Regions from separate parts of the Homo sapiens genome. Here region 2 is linked to region 1. The links are chromatin contacts, found by Hi-C or POLR2A ChIA-PET in ENCODE. All regions are on one chromosome and are shown on one strand. The core of a region is the stretch at or near the end of the contact, and the rest is flanking DNA. Distances in the headings are between cores, read along the strand shown.

Evidence for each region. Hi-C counts contacts between places; a loop is a spot of excess contacts on that map. ChIA-PET counts read pairs that join two places held with the same protein, here RNA polymerase II (POLR2A). Pooled maps may share reads with other maps.
Region 2: a loop to region 1 is called in a pooled map, with 2.9 times the contacts of the local background. The contact joins two enhancer-like sites. A Hi-C loop is called at or near these places in 1 of 168 maps with a recorded cell type or tissue (ascending aorta), 2 of 37 single-sample maps with no recorded cell type and 4 of 50 pooled maps. POLR2A ChIA-PET finds 5 or more read pairs at or near these places in 2 of 52 experiments (GM12878 and OCI-LY7).

The regions. Positions count from the first base shown.
Region 1 is chr5:88,834,998-88,838,478 of GRCh38, reverse strand. All of the region lies in intron 1 of MEF2C (myocyte enhancer factor 2C), which reads left to right. Among named protein-coding and RNA genes, the nearest start is that of MEF2C, 46 kb to the left of the region's middle. Within about 2 kb of position 1,963, at least 12 of the 41 ENCODE cell types and tissues checked have a DNase peak (open chromatin) inside an H3K27ac peak, as active enhancers do; they include ascending aorta, where a contact is called at or near this core.
Region 2 is chr5:88,941,452-88,944,932 of GRCh38, reverse strand. The region is part of intron 2 of MEF2C-AS1 (MEF2C antisense RNA 1); the gene reads right to left. Among named protein-coding and RNA genes, the nearest start is that of MEF2C-AS1, 60 kb to the right of the region's middle. Within about 2 kb of position 1,817, at least 4 of the 41 ENCODE cell types and tissues checked have a DNase peak (open chromatin) inside an H3K27ac peak, as active enhancers do; they include ascending aorta, where a contact is called at or near this core.

The DNA of each region.
Region 1 (3,481 bases), core at 714-3,213:
TTTTCCGGGAATTGTGAAGAATATATACTGATTTATACAGTATACATTTACCTGGTTTTCCTTGTGAACACATTCATTTGTAGAAAGTAGAAAAAAAAAAACCAAAAACAGCTGCTGATGATCATCCAGTAAATTATAATAGTAAAGACAAATATCTAACTTACATTCTATTCCCCTGCTGGCACAGGGAAGTAAACTCATTTTTGCCATCAAGAATAAGAAAATGTGAGATGAGTTGAAGAACACTCATTTTAAAAATAATTTGTAGATTCCACCAACTCCTGAACATCACATTTTCTACATAGAATTTTAAGTTTTAAGTACTCCCTTGAATATTACTTAGCAGCATAGAGAAGTAACAGAGTATGTGATTCGATTCTCTGAGTGTGAGACTGGATTGATATATTGATCCAATATTGGTATATTGATATATTGATATTGATTATAGCTCTAACACTAGCTGTGTGACCTTGGGTAAGTTACTTAACCACTCTGTCCTCCAGCCTTCTTTTCTGTAAAATGGAAATTGTAATAGTGCCTTCCTCATAGGCTGTTTTGAGGATTAGAGTTAATATATGTAAAGCTTTTAATACCTTAGTATTTTCCTAGCTATTATGTATTTATTAAACTTCTAAATGTGATTAGTGGTCCAAAGTGCATAATGAAACCTTAGTCTTAACTGTTTATATTGCTTGAGGCTGAGGTGAACATATCCTTCAATATTTTAAAATATGGAAGAAAACAATTCTATTTATCCAAACAATAACTTGTCAATTTATTGTTTCTGTAGGATGATACTTTTGTGAGAATCATTCCAACCCTCATTTTTGTTTTGTTTTGTTTTGTTTTCCTCCTTTATTGAATGCATACCATTTAGGAACTTGAAAGGGGTCTTAGAGACTGAACCCGGCTCCCTTTTTATGTCTGAGGATAATGAGACTTAAAGAAGTTGACTGGCCCAAAGATATGCAGCTAGCGAACCCAACTGAGAGTCTGACTCCAAATGGAGCTTTCTTTCCACTGTGCAGTATTGCTTTGCGCTTAGTGCTTTGCGGTTTGGAAACAAATTGCACTCTTTAATGGCAAAATAATTTATTAATACTTTTACTTCAAGTGAACAGCAATTTTCTGCACCTGATCTTATGTTTGCACTTTTTTTATAAAACTGAAAAAAAAAAGTTTTCCATTGTTTTATCATGTCTTCAGCAATACTATTGTATTTTCCTTGTGCCAAGCACTGAGCCAAGTATTGGTCTGAAGTATTTCAGCACTGCAGTGTATTCATTGGTCAATGGGAAGAAGCTTGTTATTTTCTTTAAAGCTAGCATTTCCAAGGGATATCTGAAATATATTGGGAAATAGTCCAGATTATGACATTCAGCATGTAGAAGAATATGAAAAGTCCTATAACAAATAAATCAGTTTTCCAAATATATTTGATTTGATTTCCTGACTTTTTTTTTTTTTTTTTTTTTTGAGAAACAGCTTGTTAAAATCTTAGGAACCAGTAATCTCTGGAATCCACTTTGGGGAATGCTAATTTAGGCACTTTGGGATCTCTAAGGAAAGGAAAGTCGTGAGCTTGCCTCCACCCGAGAGTGCTTTCTTTTAGAGTCTAGGTTTGAGAGAATCAGGCTAAAATAGGATCCATTTTAGTAACTTCTGATCTATAGTACCTGATCTTTTTTACAGGGGAAGCACTGTAATACTTTCCGTTTAGTGTTATCTGCCGAGGATGACTTGGGCTATCCTTGAAAACAGCCTGGGACAGAATGTGTAGACATGCTGAGATAAGGAGCCTCCTGCTAGGCCTTCGGCCTAGAAACTGTCTCAGCTCACTCTGGCCCAGGGCAACATCCCTCTGCAGCGTGCCTGTCCTTGCCCTGCCTGGATTGTATGGAGGAAACATTTTGCTCGTCTGAGAACACCTCTATTCCTAGCTCTTTGACAGTTTCACTTTCCATATCCCCTCAGTTCCAAACATGTGGAAAAAGAGATAAAGAAAGGTGATGAAATGAAAAACTGGAGTGGGGAATGCTACAAGTAGAGAGGAGAAACTCATATTTCCATGTCTGGTTTGTATGCAGTCATGACTGGGTTTTGGAGGGTGAAGCAAATGTATCCCAGAGGTCATCCTACTAGATAGACAGGGAGGGAGGTGAGAATGCAATGTGAAATATTGGTTAGCACTGAGAAGAAAATCAAATGCAATTTTTTGTTATAATATCTATACCATGATACATTTAGAAAAGAAAAATATAGTTTTTATTTTTAAAAAACTTTCAGATTTATGTTTCTTTTGTAGGGCATTTGATTGATTGTAAATGAAAATCGATAAGTGTTCATTTAGGCTTCATGGTAAATTATATAACTTACCCTATTTTAAAACTGATAAATTATGTTCACCAAACAGGAAATTAGAAGAAATGGTTTGGAATAGAGAATCAAATCTATTTATAACTTCCTCCAAAAAAGAGGAGGGAGAATTGAAAATATATACCCCTAATTCCTTAAGGCATAGGAAATTTTGACCTTTCCTTAAAATACTATCATTTGTCATTAGGCATTTCTGTTTCACAACCTTAAAAATTAAAGTGGGAGCCTGTTGTCCTTTAATTTTCTATTTATTAGAATTTATAATCCTTCCTTTTTTTTTTTTTTTTTTAAGATGGAGTTTCTCTCTTGTTGCCCAGGCTGGAGTGCAATGGTGCAACCTCAGCTCATTGCAACCTCTGCTTCCCAGGTTAAAGTGATTCTCCTGTCTCAGCCTCCCGAGCAGCTGGAATTACAGGCACCCACCACCACACCTGGCTAACTTTTTGTATTTTTAGTAGAGACGGGATTTCACCATGTAGGCTAGGCTGGTCTCGAACTCCTGAACTCAGGTGATCCACATGCCTCGGCCTCTCAAAGTGCTGGGATTACAGGCATGAGCCACTGCGCCAGGCCTGTATTTTTTTCTTAAAAACGCTTTCATTTAAAATACTAGATAATTCAATTTGTCTATTCATTCCAAGTTGGAAATTAATCTGTTGGGCTTGAGGCTACACAGCTTAATCTATAGGTGGGGATGTCCAAAGATACATGAATATTTCCAATACTGTGAGACACTGGGATTTTCAAATACTGCTGACATCTTAATCAAAGCTCTGCTGATTACTTGGGAGTTGGGTCCTTTGAGAGATGAAATAAATCAACCTAGCCCACTGACAAGTTACATTAGTACGGTTGTAAGATTGTTTTTTTCTCAAATTTTAAAAAGTGTGATTTTTATATAATTCTATATTTTACACTTGCAGAAATTTTGCATTGTATTTATCAGATTCTTCATGGTGTTATCCATAGTTAGCATTGTGAAATGAAAAGAGGTGTTTCAACCAGTGGCCATTGCCATCATGAAATACTCACATTTCAAGGGAAGAGGGATGCTTTTGGACTCAATTGATGTCAATTTAGAAACATTTTGCATTATGCTATATTC
Region 2 (3,481 bases), core at 568-3,067, 110 kb before region 1:
ATACCAGAGTATGACAATGAGGAAGACACAATTCCTTCCTTTGATGCACAGAAACCTAAAGCCACCAAGCTACGATGTGCAAAATATATATATAATTTCACTTTTTCCATAACATTTTATCTTCAATTTGAAGCTCCCATTCACATTGTAACAGAAATAAGGTCTGCTTCTATCCCCCTTTCTCCTAGATTGCCTCTAATTTCCAAGGAGCTTAAAAAGTGCCAGGGACTGTGAAGGGAAGGTGAGAATGAGCAGTCCAGTCTTCATGTCGTCATCCGTCCTCACTGCTCTACGGGGAAGCTGCCATCCCTTCTGCCCTGGTCTTGGTCCATGTTCTTCAGTGGAGAAGCAAGACTTCCCCAGGTCCTGCTCCATCTTAGAGACTGTTCCCTTCCTCCCTGGAAGTTCTCTGCTTCTTTATTATTCCAGGCATTGTCTGGGCTTTTTTGCAGACACCCACCAGCATCTAAGCCCTCTTCGTTCTTTCTCAACTTTCTTCTTCAGAGGCACAACAGAAATTGACCCGTTATGCTTTCAAATCTATTTTCTAAATTTGGACTTTAACTTTGAGTTACAAAACAAATACATCGATTCCTTTATTGTCTTTTGTTTTCCTTTGCTGTCTCCTCCCTAATGTATTCTGGTTTCCTGAATGCAGAGGCGGGTTAGAGGTTGTAAGAATATTAGGAGGACAGAAGCATTGGTTCATACCTCAAAAAACTTATTCCACTACAGTGGAGTTCTGTTCTCCTTTGGGAGGATGGGAAAATTTTCCTTGATGAGATAACATATAAGTGGGTCTTAGAAACGGATAGGTGTTTACCAAAAGAAGAAAGTAAAAGAGAATCAAAGGGATAAATACTTCACTTGTAAACAAAGTTAACCCAACACTCATTTTAAATCACAAAATAGTATCAGATTTAAGAACAACATGCAGATTTCATAGAAAATGAGGATTAAATATCATTACCTGAATAAAGTGTCTACCCTGAGTAGAAAAATGAACCATCTGCCACTATACTTTATGTGGTTAAATGTCTATTTAAAGTTAACATCCCGTCATTCACTTTAAAAAACAGAAAAGCTTTATTTAAGAAAAATGTAACTTAAAGTAAGGCCCCAAAGCAGAGGTCAGATACAAAATTAAGAATTTTTTCCCTTTTCTTTCTGTGGCAAAAGCGTATTTGACTAACGACTTCCATTAAAATAATGGAGCAATGTAATATTTCTTTGTGTATGAAAAGAAATCTTTAACAACATTGACACTTTTGGATTAGAAGTTTTTAGATGCATTTTGCATAACTAATTTGACCAACTATATTGGCAAAGAAATGTGGAAACACAATAGGCAAAAGCAGGCTTTTAAAACCACCCATCAATGTTCAATTTCCTACCAGCAGTAATACAAATGTTATCAACACATGTGTAACCTCCCTTTACTACAGTGAGAGTTGTTTGGGTGTCCATGCACGGGAGAAAAGAATCCCAAGAACATACATCCCTCTTCCCAATTTACATTTTCAGTATCCTGAATTTAAGCTTGTTCAATGAATCTGACAGGGAGTGCTACTGAAGTCTCAACTCCAAATAAATAGTTTAAAATAAAAAGTTGTATAAATATTAGTCTGTGCCAATGGTGCGGTTTGAGAGGGAGTGCTATAAACACAAAGTAAATTAAATGGGATCTACTTTTGTGGGGTAAAAGCCTACTTAGACTGGTTATTATAGAGAAAATTTTGTTGTGTGGTGCGACAGCACGTACCCATGTGGCTAACCTACAACTGCTAGAAGAAACAAATCCCACCCATACCTAGGAGCGGTGCCACAGCCAGACCACAATTCCTATGAGGGATGAACTTAATTTGCTGAAAATGAAGGCCAGGCTCTGTTGCAGCTCATTAGCTGGTTACAGACACACTGCAAGAGAAGAAAGTGGAATTTAGTCGATGTTCCAACTTCTACATGTGCTGTGAATAAAACAGACTATTGTTTTTTTGATAAAGAAGTATTGTTTTGAATGTGCAGATTGGCTAAGTAAAGCCAGCAGAATTTTTTGGCCAAATATAGTCTCTTGCTCACTCCTAAAAATCCTAGCTTTCAAATTAGGAGCTGAAGTCATTGAAAAAAAAAAAAAAGTTTACATTCCTGCAGCCTGCTGCAGCAAAGCCAAACAAATGTTTGGCTTAAAGCTCACTTACATCTCTTTCATGAGCCTTTTTTTTAACATGGAAGTCTGAAAAATACCATTTCTTTTATCGAGTCATTTAATGCCAAGTGGGGAGTGTGTGTGTGTGTGTGTGTGTGTGTGTGTGTGTGTGTCTGTGTTTATGTGAGGACACGCACACTCAGCAACAGTACTATAGGGTCAGTGTAGTGGTTTTAAAGCATGTGGGTCATATTTGAATTTAAAGAAACCATGGTTTTACAGCTTCTGGCATAATTTAGGTCACAGTCACAAACTGTGATTTTTTTTAAGCATCATTAACCACTGAATGGACAAGGAATGTGTTATTTTCAAGGAGTTTCTTTGGTGCCAGTTCAGGCAATAAAAACTTAAGGACAGGGTCAAACTGGGAGGGTAACTTTGTATGTAGTTGCCCTCCTGATGCACTTTTTTACCATAAAAATTGGATGCTTTTTGGCCTTCAGTCTCTAAGCCCAAAGTGGATAACATGAAGTAACAGCAACAATTTGTTGGAGGCAGGCATGTTGATGGCCAATTTTTGTATAGTCAGTAGGACTAGTGATTTGGCACTCTGAAGAGTCCATTAAAGTGACAAAATTGCAGAACTGAATAAGCAGTGGTCTAGTATTTTTGGGTTCACAGATTCTCCTTCCAATATTCTTCATAGATCAGCCAAATTTTTGCTAGAATACAGTTGAGTTTTGTTATAATGATGACATTCATATTAAATAAATTCCCAGTCTGAGAGCAGAAAATGAAATGGTTTAAATCAAACCTCTTTCTGAGTCAGGGGCCACTGACTGACAGTGTGTGCCCAGACCTGGGGAAAGGGAAACAGAGGGAGCCATGTGAACACCACTCTCATCGCCCTCTCCCAGCTCGCTACCAGTTTTGCATGCTGATTGGGTTATTTTGTTGGCAGGAGTAATTTGCTAGTGAGGGTTGATTTCCCAAGTGCAAATGATTGGTGTGTTTGAGGCATGTCAAGAGGAGGAGAGCAGAGAGTAAGTCCTCCTGGCCATACTGTCACATGATGGGTGGCTGAGGGCCTCCTTAGGCCAATTCTAGTTCCCTTCTCAACCTTTAGACACTAAACAAACAAGTAAGTATTTTCATTACAGAAGACAGTTGTTATATGGAAGGAATAAAATGAAGCATTTACTATAAAATATTATTTACACACTAAATTATTTTTCCGTGTATTATTAAAAACATTTTTATCACATTCCTGGAATTCCCAAGCTCTTCAGATGCCACTTGGGGTTTGTTGTTGTTGTTGTTTTGTAGTGGGATTGG